Linked DNA regions of Homo sapiens: region 1 is linked to region 2. A link is an interaction called in ENCODE POLR2A ChIA-PET data of the cell type or tissue named here. Cell type or tissue: PC-9. All regions are shown on one strand. Each heading gives the region's core, and the rest is flanking DNA. Links, peaks and the distances in the headings are about the cores only. Region 1 holds the start of LINC02862 (long intergenic non-protein coding RNA 2862). Region 2 overlaps MREG (melanoregulin).

What was found. Peaks named below come from ENCODE experiments on the same cell type or tissue, not always from the same donor. Only the 100,000 strongest peaks of a DNase experiment are listed, where the experiment ranks them.
Region 1: POLR2A ChIA-PET joins it to region 2 with 8 read pairs; 2 of 35 experiments call an interaction of 5 or more read pairs at or near these places.

Annotation. Positions count from the first base shown.
Region 1 is chr2:215,274,470-215,287,688 of GRCh38, reverse strand. LINC02862 (long intergenic non-protein coding RNA 2862) reads right to left here and starts at 12,699. Exons shown (of 3, transcript NR_174956.1): 1 at 12,549-12,699; 2 at 10,006-10,081; 3 at 9,742-9,920. In PC-9, for the core only: no CTCF peak of the experiment used is centred there; DNase peaks (open chromatin) are centred at 2,448 and 4,278.
Region 2 is chr2:215,972,002-215,976,001 of GRCh38, reverse strand. All of the region lies in intron 2 of MREG (melanoregulin), which reads left to right. Among named protein-coding and RNA genes, the nearest start is that of MREG, 40 kb to the left of the region's middle. In PC-9, for the core only: no CTCF peak of the experiment used is centred there; a DNase peak (open chromatin) is centred at 1,831; H3K4me3 peaks cover 829 bases; H3K27ac peaks cover 2,204 bases.

The sequences.
Region 1 (13,219 bases), core at 2,404-6,403, 690 kb after region 2:
AAAGTTGAAGAATAAAGAAAGGAAAGAAAGGTGGATTCTTCTTTCTTTCAAATCATTTGCAGTTATCAGTTTCTCCAAGTTAAACATCCAACTTCACAGATTTCACATCCTAATTGGTAGTGAATAGTAAGTCACATAGCCCCAAGGTGAATTTATTTTCATAATATTTAAAAATAACAGAATCATTGTTTTTCCTTTTCTCAAAATTTCTGGTAATTTTTCTTTCTTTTTTTGAGATGGAGTCTCTCTCTGTTGCCCAGGCTGGAGTGCAATGGCGTGATCTCGGCTCACTGCAACCTCCGCCTCCTGGGTTCAAGCAATTCTCCTGCCTCAGCCTCCCAAGTAGCTGGGATTACAGCCACCTGCCACCACGCCCAGTTGATTTTGTATTTTTAGGAGAGATGAGGTTTCTCCATGTTGGTCAGGCTGATCTTGAACTCCTGACCTCAGGTGATCCACCTGCCCCAGCCTCCCAAAGTGCTGGGATTACAGGCATGAGCCACTGTATCTGGCCTGGTAATTTTTCTTAATACAAGTTATAAAAATGTGAATATATGCTATGAAACGGTAAATGGTGAAGTGGTGGGGTTTTCTTGGCTAAGCTTTTACACTTATGTCATCAAACTCCCTTTCCCTACACATAGATCTCTTAAAATCACTTTTTCATAGAATATTAAGGAAATGGGTTTATTTTACACCAGCTCCTGGGTAATCCCGGTGAGCGTTGCCTTTCTTGGCCTTGTGCTCTTCCCTATCTCGTGTTGTTCTGCTTTGGGACTGATCACTGCTTTTTTTGATGCTAACAATACTTACCTATCCCAGAAAAGAGGCTTCCCATGATTGGATGCAGAGGAAGCAACATCCAACCACATTTCCCTTTGTTACTCCGTCCTTTAATTCCATGCCCATCCCACACTAGACTGTAGAGATGTATCTGATTCACCTACCATGCTGAGAGTAAACAGAATTATGACTTGCAAAAAATAATAAAGTGCATGCTACATGTCATTATTCCCATTGCCCAAAGGGAGAGCTCCCAAAAGTTAGAACCTTTGAGAATAATTCCCTTTGTGTATAAAACTCAGTTTCTTTCCTTGATCTCCTGCCCTCAATCCTGCATTTCTCAGTAATTGCTTTCTTACTCATACCGACACTGAGCCTCGAATTCCCTTTTGGGAAAATCACTTCCCTCTTCACAGGGATGTGTCTGATCTTCCTCTAGACATAATAATTCACAGCATGACATTTCTGAAAATCTAAGTTATTGAAGGTAGAATATCATCCCTGAGGGCTTCCAAATGATGGTGTAAGATGAACACTAGACTCCAAGTCAAATCTCCTTGATTCTGTCTTTCCCACCCCTGCTCCAATGTTAAGTGGCGATATACTCTCTCATTAGAAACTTCCAACTCTCAAATCCAATACTTACATAGATACTTATATTCCCCCCAAGCAAAGGTACTTTTCAGAGAGGAAGAGAAACTTTTACCTAGATATAACATAATTTTCCAGGGTCCCCTGCTCAGGTGTATGTGACACTTTACATTTATTACCCTGAGTGGTCATTGATAACCCTTCATTATTCCTCTAACCTGGGCCTTTTTCAAGCACTGTTGAGCCATCTGCCCTTGGTCAGTACCCTTTAACACTGAAGGATCTGGATGAACTTTGAAATGACCATGTTTCTGAGAACAAAATGCAGCATCTTAATTTCCCCATCTTTAAGCAGAGGGACGAGCCATGAAGCGATTTCTTTTTTCTTTTTTCTTTTTTTTTCATGTCCAAGCTTCGTCTCCTCTCTTCCCAAGGGGAGTCCTTCCAGTTAAACTTATTTCTATTTGGCAAGAAAAGGGCAGAAAGTTCGTAAGCATTGTTATTGGTTGAATTGTGTTCCCCCAAAAGATATATTGAGGTCCTAATCCCCAGTACCCGTGAATGTGACTTCGTTTAAAAATAAGGTGTTTGCAGATGTACTCAAATTAAGACAAGGTCATACTGAATTACAGAGGGCCAGAACCCAATATGACTGGTGTCCTTATAAGAAGGGGAGAAGAGACACGGAGATACACACACACACACACACACACACACACACACACACACACAAGAAAGCCACATTAAGGCAGAGGCACAGAATGGAATTATGTTGCCATCAAGCCAAGGCAAACCTGAGACTACAATAAGTGTAGGAGGCAAGGAAAGATCCTTCCCAAGAAGCATCAAAGGCTGGATACCACGGGCAGCACCTTGATTTTGTACTTCTGCCCTGCAGAAGTATTGTTTTAAGCCAGCCAGTTTGTGATATTTTGTCACAGCAACCCTGGGAAACTAATACAAGCATTGTCATCATTCTAGGTACCACTAATGGCCTGCTACGTGACATTCACTTGATTGATTTGTGCATTAGATGAGAGTGTAGGTTTTGGAGTCAGAATTCCTGGGTTAAATCCTGGCTCATAAAAGCTAGGTCTGTGGGCTGGGCGTGGTGACTCACGACTGTAATCTCAGCACGTTAGGAGGCCAAGGCGGGTGAATCACCTGAGGTCAGGAGTTCGAGACCAGCCTGGCCAACATGGCGAAACCCCATCTCTACTAAAAATACAAAAATTAGCTGGGCGTGGTGGTGTACGCCTGTAGTCCCAGCAACTTAACAGGGTGAGGCAGGAGAGTCACTTGACTGGTAAGGGGGAGGTTGCAGTGAGTCGAGATCGCACTACTGCACTCTAGCCTGGGTAACACAGCAAGACTCTGTCTCAAAACAAAAACAAAAACAAAATCTAACTAACTAACAACAACAACAAAAAACTAGGTGTGTGACCTAGGGCAAGTTATATAACTGTTACCTATTATTTCTATTATTTTGTCAAATCATTAGAATAGTCCTGAAAGGTAGATATTAATATCCCCACTCTTTTTTTTTTTTTTTTTTTTTTGGAGACGAGGTCTTGCTCTGTCACTGAGGTTGGAGTGCAGTGGTGCAACCATAGCTCATTGTAACCTCAAACTCCTGGGCTCAAGTGATCGTCCCACCTTGGCCTCCCAAAGTGCTCGGATTATAGGTGTGAGCCAGCATTCCTGATCTAATATCCCCACTTAAGAGAAGAGTCTTCTGAGACATAGAGAAGTTCACCATTTGCCCATGGAAATACAGTTAGTAAGTGGAACAGTTGGATTTTTTTTTTAAACCCTCCAACTTCTGGACTCAAGAAATCCTCCTGCCTCAGCCTCCTGAGTAGCTAAGACTACAGTTGTGTGCCACCACACCCAGCTAACAGGTGTTTTTAAAATACGTTTTAATTATTTTGAAAGAGTTTCAAAGTTTCAGAAAAAATACAAGAAAAACACAATAAACTCTCACATACCCTTCACTCAAACTCCTCAATTGTTTTGGAACGATCAAATTGGCATGATCTTGGCTCACTGCAACCTCTGCCTCCTGGATTCAAGCGATTCTCGTTCCTCAGCCTCCCAGTTACCTGGACTACAGGCACGCACCACCACACCTGACTAATTTTTGTATTTTTAGTAGAGACAGCATTTCCTTACATTGGCCAGGCTGGTCTCGAACTCCTGACCTCAGGTGATCCACCTACCTCGGCTTCCCAAATTGCTGGGATTACAGGCATTACAGGTGTGAGCCACTGCACCTGACCTGTTTGGGTTTTTTTTGTGTGTGTGTGACAGCATCTCACTGTGTTGCCTAGGCTGGTCTCAAACTCCTGGACTCAAGTGATCCTCCTGCCTTAGCCTCCCAAGTAGCTGAGATTACAGGTGCATGCCACCGCACCTGGCAATTTAAAAGAAAAAAAAACATATTTGCTTCATCATTGGCACTCTCTCTCTCTCTCTCTATACACACACACACACACACACACACACACACACATATATATTCATTCCACAGATGTATCATGTATATTATATATTCATATATAACACATATTTTATATTTTTACCCCTAAGCCATTTGAGAATTACAAACGTGCCCTATTACCTTTTGACAATTCAGTATGTAGCTTCTAACAACAAGAGCACTCTCCCACCTAATGAGAGTTCAACCATGAAAATGAGAAAATTGGGGTTTATTCCTTACCATGTTGAGTGTTTTTTTTTTTTTTTTTTTGGTAAACTTTTTGTCTGAGAATAACATACATACAGACAAGGGCACAAATCATAAGTATACATCTGAAGGAATATCCAGCAAGTGAACACACTTGCATAACCAGCAGACAAATGAGGAAATAGATTATTATCAACATCCAAAAGCTCCCCACCCTATGTCATATCTTAGTTGCTTCCTCCTCCTCTTCAAAGGTGACCATTATCCTGATTTCCATCACCATAAATTAGTGTTGCCTGCTTTTGAACTTTATATGAATGGAATTACATACTATGTACCCCCCCTCCTTTTTTTTTAGATGGCGTTTCACTCTTGTTGTCCAGGCTGCAGTGCAATGACACCATCTCAGCTTGTCTCCTGGGTTCAAGCCATTCTCCTGCCTCAGCCTCCTGAGTAGCTGGGATTACAAGCATGCGCCACCACACCCGGCTAATTTTGTATTTTTAGTAGAGATGGGGTTTCTCCATGTTGGTCAGGCTGGTCTCGAACTTCCAACCTCAGGTGATCTGCCCGCCTCAGCCTCCCAAAGTGCTGGGATTACAGGCATGAGCCACCGCACCCGGCCCCCACTTTTTGTTTTAAAAAACAGCTTTTTTCCACTCAATATTACATATGTGAAATCTATTATTATTGCTGGAAATATCTGTAATTTGTTTATTTCTCATTGCTATACAGTATTTCTTGTGTGAACACATCCCAATTTATCCTTTCTACTGCTATTGGACATACAGATCATTCTCTGTTTTTGGCTATCAATATTTTTGTACTTTTTTGGTGCACATGTGTATACATTTCTGTTGGGTTTACTACTAGAAGTGGAATGGTTATGTGACAAGGTGTATGCAGTTTAGCTTTAGTACCTCCTGTACTGCCAAATAATTCCCCAGAGTGATTGTACACAATCTTCAGCAGTATATGAGAGTTTCATTTGCCTCATATCCTTACCAGCACTAAATGTTATCATTATTTTTTATTCTAGCCCTCTGGTGGGTGAACAGTTTTTCTCGTTGTTGTTTTCTTTTTTTTTTCTTTTCTTTTTTTTTTTTTGAGACAAGAGTCTCGCTCAGCTGCCCAGGCTGGAGTGCAGTGGCACAATCTTGGCTCACTGCAACCACCATCTCCGGGGTTCAAGTGATTCCCCCATCTCAGCCTCCCGAGTAGCTGGGGTTATAGGCACCAACCATCATGCCCAGCTAATTTTTGTATTTTAGTAGAGACAGGGTTTCACCACATTGGCTGGTCTTGAACTCCTGACCTCAGGTGATCCACCTGCCTCGGCCTCCCAAAGTGCTGGGATTACAGGCGTGAGCCACCATGCCCAGTCTCATTGTTGTTTTAATTTGAATACCCTATGGCTAATGAGGTTAAGTATCCTTTTATATACTTACATACTACTTGAATATACTCTTTTGGGATGTGCTTGTGAAGTGCTAGATTTTAAATATCCTTACCTGACCCCAAAGTTGATTTTTTAAATTTATTTTTCTAAATTCTTCATATACGTCATGAAATAAGTAAAGTTTTACTTGGGAGAGATGAACTATGCTGTAACTGTACCAGCATCAGTTGTTTTAGTTATCTATTTATCACTGCACACAGAGCAAATTACTCCAAAACTTACTGGCTTCAAACAATAATAAACATTTATGATAGCATAAATTTCCTGAAGGTGAAGAATCCGGGGGCACATTAGGTCATTCTGGCTCAGGATCTCTCATGAGGTTAACAGTCAAGATGCCAGCTGGGGCATTTGAGAGGGGCTGGAGGACTTGCTTCAAGATGGCCGACTCACATGGCTGGTAAGTTGATGCTGGCTGTTGGCAGGAGGCCTCTGGTCCTTACCACATGGCCCTCTCCACAGAGCTGCTTGAGTGTCCTCACAACACGGTGGTTGGCATCCACTAGAGTGAGTGACCCAAGAGAAAGCAAGGTAGCAGCTGCAATGCATTTTATGACCTAGCCTTAGAGGCCATACTACATCATTTTCCCAGTATCCCATTGGCTACACAGGTTAGCCTTACTGAATATGGGAAGGAAACTACACAAGGGCCATCTTGGGGATTAGCTGCTACACTTGTCATTATAAACTTCATTGCCCAAGCTCTTTTAAAAATGTAAATAGAAGGAAAATTACACTTTTTAAAAATTATGTTTTTTGAGACAGTCTCAATCAGTCTGTTGGCCAGGCTAGAGTGCAGTGGCACGATCCTGGCTCACTGAAACCTCTACCTCCTGGGTTCAAGCGATTCACCTGCCTCAGCCTCCCAAGTAGCTGGGATTATAGGCGCATACCACCACACCTGGCTAATTTTTGTATTTTTAGTAGAGACGAGGTTTCACCATGTTGGCCAGGCTGGTCTCAAACTCCTAACCTCAAGTGATCTGCCCGCCTCAGCCTTCCAAAATGCTGAGAATATAGGTGTGAGCCACTGCACCAAGCCTGAAAATTCTTTACCATCAAGAATGAACTTGAAGAAAGATTATTCATTTAATACATGTGTATTCTAATGGAATACATTCTCTGTTTTTGGTTATCAATATTTTTGTGCATTTTTTTGGGTGCACATATGTATACATTTGTGTTAGGTTTATTACTAGGAATAATAATTTCCTAGTTTACTCCTAGGAATATTTATTAGTTTATTCCTAGTTTATTCATATAAATTCTTAGTAGTTTATTACTAGGAATAATGGAAAATGTAATTAATTGATTTTAGGATCAGCAACTTGTATTGCTTACCAGTGTTTCAGATGTTTTTGAAAGTAAATGGATTTGGATAATTATCATAGTTTGTTTTACCCCTGTCTCTATATAAGGAGTGCCTTCTTAAATATACTTATAAGAATATTGATTAGAACTTCAGAAGTCATGTATTTAAGATTGTAAAATTGGTTGCATATGTTGTTTTAGTCTGCTTGGGCTGCCATAACAAAATACCACAGACTAGGTTCCTAAAACAACATAAATTTATTTTCTCACAGTTCTGAAAGCTGGAAGTCTGAGAACAGGATGCCAGCATGACTGAGTTTTGGTGAGGACTCTCTTCCTGGCTTGCAGCCAGCCAGCTTCTCACTGTGCCCCACACTGGCCTTTCCTTGGTGCACATATATGAAGAGAGAAAATAAGAACTCTTTCCTCTGTCTTTCTCTTCTCATAAAGCTTTAAGTTCTATGGGATTAGGAGCCTATATGACCTCCTTTAGCCTTAATTACCTTCTAAAAACCCTGTCTCTAAATATAGTCATGTTGGGGGTTAGGGCTTTGACATAGAGATTTTGAGGGGACATGATTCAGTCCATAGCACGCATAAGCATGTCTCAGGTTCTCCTCTCCTCTCTTTTCCTCTCTCTCATCTTTGGTGATATAAGGAACAAACAGATTTGTGAATATGAAAGTATTTTTCAGTACAGTCATCACCTCTACAGAAGACTGGCCATCAGCAGCTACTTTTCTAGGTTAGTTGTGGAGTAACAGATGAACAAAGGGGAAAAGGTGAAAATGGATGGTGAACCTGGGCAGGTCAGAGCAATGCATACTAAAGGTTTAATTTCTTGGAAGACTTGTGCAAAGTGTTTCCTTCTTTCCTTCCCTTTCTTCCTTCCTTCCTTTTCCTTTCCTTTCTTTTTTCCTTCCTTCCCTCCTTCCTTCCCTCCTTCCTTCCCTTCCTTCCTTCTTTCCTTCCCTCCCTCCCTCCTTCCTCCCTCCCTCCCTTCCCTTTCCTTCCTTCCCTCCCCTTCCCTTTCCACCTCCCTTCCCTTCCCCTCCCCTCCCTCCCTCCTTCCCTCCGTCCCTCCTTCCCTCCTTCCTTCCTTCCCTCCCTCCCTTCTTCCCTCCTTCCTTCCTTCCCTCCCTTCCTCCCGTTTTCCTTCCCTCCTTCCCCTCCTTCCTTTTTTCTATCTTTCACTAAGTGAACCAGTCATCTTTCAATTTTTTTTTTTTTTCTTGAGACAGAGTCTCGCTCTGTCGCCCAGGCTGGAGTGCCGTGGCGGGATCTCGGCTCACTGCAAGCTCCGCCTCCTGGGTTCACGCCATTCTCCTGCTTCAGCCTCCCAAGTAGCTGGGACTACAGGCGCCCGCCAACACGCCTGGCTAATTTTTTTGTATTTTTAGTAGAGACGGCGTTTCACCGGGTTAGCCAGGATGGTCTCGATCTCCTGACCTCGTGATTCGCACATTTCGGCCTCCCAAAGTGCTGGGATTACAGGCGTTAGCCTCCCACGCTGGCCTCATCTTTCAATTTTTAACACATCTGAGGAATATGAATAATTCCAAGTGAAGTAGACATTCATAAAATGCTTTTGTTCTTCCATCATTTAAATCCAAACTTTTCCATGCTGTCTTATTATGTTGGTGCAAAAGTAATTGCGGTTTGTGCCATAACTTTCAAGGTCAAAAACCGCAATTACTTTTGCAGCAACCTAATAGTTTGCTTACAGGAATCTAACAGTCGTTATTCTCTTGGTCAAATTGAAAGCTGAAAAATAATCTTTAAAATATAGATCTCTATGTTTATTTCAAGTCTTCTTGGCATTTTCTAAATTAAATAATTTCATAAAACTAGACCAAAGCTGTATGAGCTAAGATATTTATCACAGTATCAAAATAATTAACATTTACTGAGAAAAGTCAGACACTGTGATGCACTGTTTTATATGCATAATCTTTATTTACTATCACAACCACCCTATGAAGTAGCTTGTATAATAATCCCAATTTTTACAGATGAGAAAATTGCACTTTAGAGAGAGTACGTAACTTGACTAAAGTCACATAGCTAATAAGTGGCAGAGCCAGCCAGGACTTTTTTTCTTTTGTTTGTTTGTTTGAGACAGGGTCTTGCTCTGTGGCCCAGACTGGAGTGCAGTGGCACAATCTCTGCTCACTGCAACCTCTGCCTCCTAGGTTCAAGCGATTCTCCTGCCTCAGCCTCCAGAGTAACTGGGATTACAGACACATGCCACCATGCCCAGCTAATTTTTTTTTTTTTTTTTTTTTTTTTAGTAGAGACAGGATTTCACCATGTTGGTCAGGCTGGTTTCAAACCCCGACCTCAAGTGACCCACCTGCCTCGGCCTCCCAAAGTACTGGGATTACAGGCATGAGCCACCACCGCGCCTGGCCCAGGACTTTATGTATGTGTGTGTGTATATATATATATATATATATATATTTTTTTTTTTTTTTTTTTTTTTTAAGGCAAAGACTCGTTCTGTCTCCCAGGCTGGAGTGCAGTGGTGCAATCTTGCCTCACTGCAACCTCCACCTCCTGGGTTCAAGCAATTATCATACCTCAGCCTCCCAAGTAGCTAGGACTACAGGCATGCACTACCACACCCAGAATTTTTATATTTTTAGCAGAGACAGGGTTTCACCCTGTTGACCAGGCTTGTCGGAAACTCCTGACCTCAAGTGATCCACCCACCTCGGCCTCCCAAAGTGTTGAGATTATGGGCGTGAGTCACTGCACCCACCACCAGCCAGGACTTTAGAGTCAACAAGTCAAGTCTTTCTGACTCTAAAAGCTCTTCTTAACCTCTAGAAAAAGTAAATATTCAGCAATAGGAAACTCCTCACATCTATTATAACTTCAATATAACAGAATATTATGCAGCCATTGCAAATTATGTTCTTGGTTAATTTTTATTGACTAGAAAATGCTTATATTTTAATAGCAAACAAAAGAATAAGCAAGGTGCTGTGGCTCATGCCTGTAATCCCAGCACTTTGGGAGGCCAAGGTGACAGATAACTTGAGTCCAGATGTTCAAGACCAGCCTGGGCAACATGGTGAAGCTCCGTCTCTACAAAAAATAAAAAAAATTAGCTGGGCGTAGTGGTACATGCCTGAAGTCCCAGCTATTCCAGAGGGTGAGGTGGGAGGATCACCTGAGTCCAGGAGATGGAGGCTGCAGTGAGCCATGATCATGCCAGTGAACTCCAGCCTGGGTGACAGAGCAAGACCCTGTCTCAAAAGCAAACAAACAAAAAAATAAGATTCACACTAATGCATACATTATTATCTCAGCTATGTAGAAATATAAACATTTATGAGCTGGGTGCGGTGGCTTATGCCTGTAATCCCAGCACTTTGGGAGGCCAAGGCAGGTGGATCACGAGGTCAGGAGATCGAGACCATCCTGGCTAACATGGTGAAAACCCATCTCTACTAAAAATACAAAAAATTAGCCAGGCGTGGTGGCAGGCACCTGTAGTCCCAGCTACTCGGGAGGCTGAGGCAGGAGAATGGTGTGAACCCAGGAGGCGGAGCTTGCAGTGAGCTGAGATTGCACCACTGCACTCCAGCCTGGGCAACACAGTGAGACTCCGTCTCAAAAAAAAATAAAAAAAGAAAAGAAATATAACCATATATGAATACCCATAGAAAAAATGGGAAATAGTATATACAAATATTAGGATTGCTTTATTTAAATGTGGTATGATTATGAATGATTTTGCTTTCTTATTACATATTTCTGTAATGAACATGTATTACTTTTATAATCAGGGAAAAGATAACAGAAATTTTTAATACTTATAATATGAGGGAGGAAATATAAAGACTTGGTTTTTATGATTAGAGAAATAAGTCCATTTAATAACTGCTGTATCCATGAAGTGCAAAACCTTCAATATGCGATCTGTTTCTGACATGATGGCTATCAGATACTCAGATACATACAAAGTAATATTCTCTTGCTTGCTGAATTCTCTTATTCTTTCTGCCTTATGTTGGAGATAAAGTAGAAAGTGTGTGTTTCTCATTGGGAAGTTGGCACTTGAATGAGACTGCCGCTTTTCTCAGCTTAAAAAAGATAAAAGGAGTTATCAAGTAATGTTTTCTTTCACCTAAGGATGTTGGTCCCACTCCAACAATTGGAATTGATTGAACTCCTGTGCTTGCAAATTTAAAAGCCTTTTACACAGGGGATCTACTCACTCAGAATTTTACAAATCAGTGGATGAACTCAAAACAAAAACCCATTACAGGGCACCTTAATGTTTATCTGTTTGGCAAGATAAACACTTGTAAACAAGCACTTTCAACTGTGAGCTTCGATAATAACACTATGAGATCTGTACTGGATGTTAAAAATTTACATACAACTGTAAAGATAGGACAAACCTAAAGAAGAAAATTGCTTTTTTAAAATTAAGTTTTCTGATCCATATTCTTAATTACATTGTATTTCATTTATCTAGACCACAGCCACTTCTCTTGACTTTTTCCTTGATAGCATTTTTATTATTGCCTATGGAACGTAACATTGCATGACACAAGTATGCCATTGGTATTTGATTAAATAGTACTGCTTCCTGAAAGCCTGGAAACCTTCAATCAGGCAAAAGAAATGATATTAAATAGCCTTATGTCTGATGAACATAATAACTGCTAATTAATTTGTTATTTAGCCCTGAAATTGTCAAACCTAAATGTGCTTTTTTTTTTTTTTTGAGACAGGGTCTTGCTCTGTCACCCATGCTGGAGTGCAGTAGCTCAATCATAGCTTACTGCGGCTTCAAACTTCCAGTATTAAGCAATCCTCCCACTTCAACCTTCTGAGTAGCTGGGACTACGAGTGTATACCACCATGCCCAGTTAAATATGTATATATATGTATATGTGTGTGCGTGTGTGTGTGTGTGTGTGTGTGTGTGTGTATACATATTTTGACAGGGGACAGAGTCTCTGTCTCCCAAGCTGGAATGCATTGGTGCGATCTTGGCTCACTGGAACTGCCATCTCCTGGGTTGGAGCAATTCTCCCGCCTCAGCCTCCTGAGTAGCTGGGATTACAGGTGTGTGTCACCATGCTCGGTTAATTTTTTGTATTTTTGATGGATGATGGGATTTCACCATGTTGGCCAGGCTGGTCTCGAACTCCTGACCTCAAATGATCCACCCGCCTCAGCCTCCCTAAGTACTGGGATTACAGACGTGAGCCACCACTCCCGGCCCAAATCTAAATCTTGACATTAAATTTAGACTTCAGAGTTTCATTGAGATTAATCAAACTTGAAATAAACTTTAAGAAAGATCATATCCAGGTAAAATCAGTTCTTTTGTCTAAAAAAATTAGTTATTACATTTCAACCAACAGACCAAAGGGCCTTAACCTCTAGATCAGTGCTTGACAAATTACTGATGGATCAGTCCCCAACAAAACACACACAATTTGTTACAGACCAATACTTTGATAAAACTGAAGAAGCAAAACAATGGAAAATGAAAAAGTCATGCAAAATAGAAACACATTTATAAATGATTAGTTTCAACAGATACACAACTATTGTCAAACTTTTCCAAATGTTTTAAATCCTTACTCTCATTTTCTGTGCTTTACTTGCCATGAACCAATAACAAACAATTCTGAGAGCCATGCAGATCACGGACCACATTTTGAGTAGCGCTGCTGTCGGCTCCCTGCTCACCTTAAAGTCCCATATGTTGCTGTTTGTCTTTGGCTGAGAATCTGATTAGGTAATGGAATGAGGCTGACTTCCTTATCTTCACCTGCAACTCCCCTTGAGTAGGTTTGCAGATTGTAATTATACCTGTGTGGTATCAAGATCTTTCACCTGTAGGGTCCTGATGCAACTGAGGTATTTATAAACACCGAGGCAAGTTCCCAGGGTTCAGCTGCCCGTGGTTTCAGGTGATGACTCCGCTGGGCAAATGTCAAGGACCTCCGTGAACAGCATAACCAGCTGAACCAGAGGGAAATTTCCCCAAATGTTTTACTCATATATAGGTGAAATAGCTAGTAGTTCCCGCACTGTGTATGATCATCAGAATCATAACAATGCAGTTTTAAAAATATGTTAGAACCAACTATAACTGCTGACTCTATTATTGTTCAAACTATTTCTAAGCGTTTTCTCCCCTCCTCATTGGTTGATTCCAACACCACAGGGAATGGAGGCTGCCCACAGCCAGAGTCTTTAGGGAAAGGATAGAGTCAGACTGCTCGGTCTTTCCTATCAGCAGAAGGCCACACTGGCTGCTGTGCTGTTCTGGGCATAGTCAGCATGATGATTGCTTTGAGAGATTTAGAATTGGCATTTCTTTAGCTGTTGCGCCTTCTTTCACACCAGCTGAACAA
Region 2 (4,000 bases), core at 1-4,000:
CTCCCCCATACCACGCCCCCCGCGAGTAGCTGGGATTACAGGTGCACACCACCATGCCCGGCTACTTTTTGTATTTTTAGTAGAGACAGTGTTTCACCGTGTTGGCCAGGCTGGTCTTGAACTCCTGACCTCAGGCAATCTGCCCGCCTCAACCTCCCAAAGTGCTGGGATTACAGGTGTGAGCCACGGCGCCCGGCCCTATGAGACTTCTTGACTGTCTTCCTGTCAAATAATGATATCATCTCTGTTGCCCATTGATAGTTACACTTTCCCAACTGAAGGCTTATTCATTTTCTTGATGCATTATTTAATATATAAAGCTGACTGAAGGTACAGAAACCTATGAGGTTATTAAGCTTTGGAAAATCTCTGCCCGAATGGACTGTGGCAGTGTCTAGTAAAGATTTACATTTTTCTCTTGGCTGAGCCCATGGGATGTGGCTGCCCCCAAATGGTATTCCTTGTGATCAAAACAGCTCCTTGGCTTCTGTGGCAGTCATTTAGGTTGCACTGACTAGCTCTTTTTAAGGTAGAATAGCCTACATATTGCAACTAAATTAAGTCAACTCATCCAGCAGTTTTGCTGTCAATCTAGCCTATGGTCAGTGGGCACCATTCTCACACTGCTAAACAAAGTTATGGTTATGAAAGGCAAAAGTATAGAAATAAAACTACCCAATGAAAGTACTGGTTAAGTACATCTTAAGTAGCTTCACTAATGAATGCTATATACCTTGAAAAATAATGAGATAGGATTTATAGATAGTGACTTAGAAAGACGGTTATGATCTATTGCTAAATGGGTATGTATAATGTTATCCCATTTGTGTAAAAGCATGTATATGCTAATGTACAATGATAAGATTTGTGGACTGTTACCTGCAGTAGAAGTAGGTGGAGGGAAGGAGGCTTTTACTTTCCTTTAACTTTATAGTTTTCTGTACAGTTTGAATACAATTCAGAGGTATTATTTCATATATATATATATATATAATTCATATAAAATAAAATTCTCTCCCTGTTATTTCCTAACACATTTTGTGGTGGCTGTTTCCCTGGATCTTTCTAAACTGTTTTGCTTTGATTTACTGTGGGTGTGCTGGAGAAAGTGGGAGGTGGAGAGAGGGAGAGAGAGAGAGAGAGAGAGAGTGTGTGTGTGTGTGTGTGTGTGTGTGTCTGTGTGTGTGTCTGTGTCTGTGTTTAGGAACTGGAGCAGGCTTTGAGGAATTTCACCAGAGTAGATAAAGCAGAAAGGCGATGAAGCCATTGGTCAGCATTTATCTTTCCAAGGGTCTAAGATTCTTCCTTTACATCAGTACCTTTCTTTGCAGCTGTCTTCCCCTCCCCTGCCTGTAAAGTCACATGCTAATTAATAGATCTTTGTGTGTTGCCTTTTTCACCACTGTGCCCTCACCACCACTCCTAGCCCTGCCTCTTCCCTTGGTTGGTCTGGCTCCTCTTACAGTAAAAATGGCTCTTAATTGCATGGAGCCCAGGAGAGTCCCAGATACAGACGCAGTGGAACCTCCTGACATGCTTGGGCTCAGGTGGGGCATCGAGGAGGGTTCTGAGGAGCCCTCCATAAGAACACTGGGCTTGCTTTCTGGCTTTAATTGAATATGTGGGGAAATGGGAGCACCTGCCCAGTTCTGATGTGGGCTGAGACCTGCTGCTTCTCAGACTTAAATCCAGTGTTCTGGAAAGAGACCGTATTTTTCTTGACCTGAAACAGTCCTTTCCTTTGGGTGCCAGGTCCCCGGATACTTGTTGTTACATAATCCTTACACATGGTCATGCTATTTACAGCCCAGGAGTGAGATGTGTCATTTTATGGTTTTGCAATCTAGGAGGCAGGCCACACAGCAAATGAATACAAGCTGGGCACACCCTCTTGAAATAATTGCTATGTCGAATTACAATCTAGGTGAGGAAAAGTCACACCCAAGCTCTTTTACCAATATGCTGTTGTCTTTGTTGTTAATAAAGCACTTAACATGGGGTGATTTTCAATGGACCCGAGTGCAAATTAACCTAGTTTCTTCTTCCATAAAAAACATGTTTTGCAGCAGGAGGCCACAAGCATGCAAGAAGTGTGTTGGAGCCACAGATTGCCAGACCTGGCTGTGGAGTTGCATTTTTCAACTAAGAAGTAGAAGGTTCAGGTGCCTTTGATGGTTAACCAGGCCCAGGTATTAGGCTGTCCTCAGAGAGGGCTGTGATGGGAGTCAGCCTGTTGCAGCACAACCAAAATATTTTTTGTTCCAGTGTACAACTGAATGTACTTTAATCTGTTCTAGTTTCTTTTCTTTTCTTTTTTGCCAGCGTTGGTGAGTGTACCAGAAAGTTTGGAAAACAGGTTGAAGTGGTAGAGATAAAAATCTACTGCAGTTGAATTTGTTGAAAAGCCCAGGACATGCCTCAGGGACCTGCGTTTATCCATTTGCTCCAATCTCTTTCCCAGCAATCACTTAACATTTGGGGGAGTTGGAGGATAGCTGGGAGTGGGCATGCAACAGCTTGTAAGGAGGGAGAGGCCTGTGGACTGTGGACTGGACAGGGTGTCCACTCTTTGAATCCGGCCTCGGCAGTCTGCAAAAATAAATTCAAAAATGCTCTTTGTCATCTTATGCTGCATGTGGTGTTATCTGTTTAATGTTAATGAGGTTTCAGCGTTGCTTTCAATGGGGAGTGACTGCAGTACATGCTCTTGAGCCGTTATCTCTTTGCTTGTCCAGGCAGAAGTTTGGAGGGAATGGGCTTTGGAGTAGGACGAAGCTACCCAAAGAGGTATTTGTAACCAGCAAGGTGGGCTGCCTTTGCATGCAAGGTCATTCCCTCTGTTGTCCTGGGCTCTCCTTTTAACTCTCGAAGGGCCCCTTCTCCAGGGTCATCCAGCCTCCAGGGTTCTTGCCCTATCATCCTCTGGCTGTGCCCCTTTTGGTTGCTCCTTACCAAGTCTGGCTCACCCCCAAAGGACCCCAACACTCATATTTTTTTCTCCCTTCTTTTCACCCAGTTACATGTCCATTCACTCTACCTAGGCTTAGCTCACCTGGGAATTGTTAAAAAGCAGGTATTAGGAGACAACCAGAGGAATTCAGTGAGGGGTGTGAATGGCGGATGAATTTAACCTGCTCTCCAATTTTGGAAGAGGAACCTGTAAACCCCAATTCATCGTAATTGGTGAAATTGAGGGAATTGTTGTTGTTGTTGTTTTTTAAAAAACAATTTTATTGAGGTATAATGGACATACAATAAACTGCATATATTTAAAATGTACAATTAGATAATTTTTGCACCCATTAAATCATCACCACAATCAAGGTCATGAACATATCCATATCCCAAAATGCTTCCTCTATCCTTTTTTTTTTTTTTTTTTTTCTGGGAGAGAGTCTCACTCTATTGGCTAGACTGAAGTGCAGTGGCACAATCTCGGCTCACCGCAACCTCGCCTCAGACTCCCAGGTAGCTGGGATTACAGGCAAGCACCACCAGGCCTGGCTAGTTTTTGTACATCTAGTAGAAATGGGTTTTCACCATGTTGGCTAGGCTGGTCTCTAACTCCTGGCCTCAAGTGATCCACTTGCCTCGGCCTCCCAAAGTGCTGGGATTACAGGTGTGAGCCACTGCACCTGGCCTCACAGCTCTTTTTAATCCTATCTTCTTATTCCTCCTTTTCTTTTTAAATTTTTTATGGAGAGGAGAGGTTTTCTAAATAGGCCAGTTCAGTGCTTTCTTGCTGGAGTTCCAGATAACCTTTGGATAATGCTGCTGAAGTTTTTGGTCTTTCCCACGTTGGAGTTGGAGCAGCCTCATCATCTGAGAAATACTGCCAGAGGCTTGGGATCCAGGATTCCTAGGAAGGAGACAGGGTCCTGAAGGTAGAGGACACGGCACTGGACCATCCAGGTGGTTTCCTGTCCAAAACGATCTTGTGGAGCCCAAGGACTGAATGGTCTAGAGGGGGTGATCCCTGGCATGAGCTGGCAATCAGCAC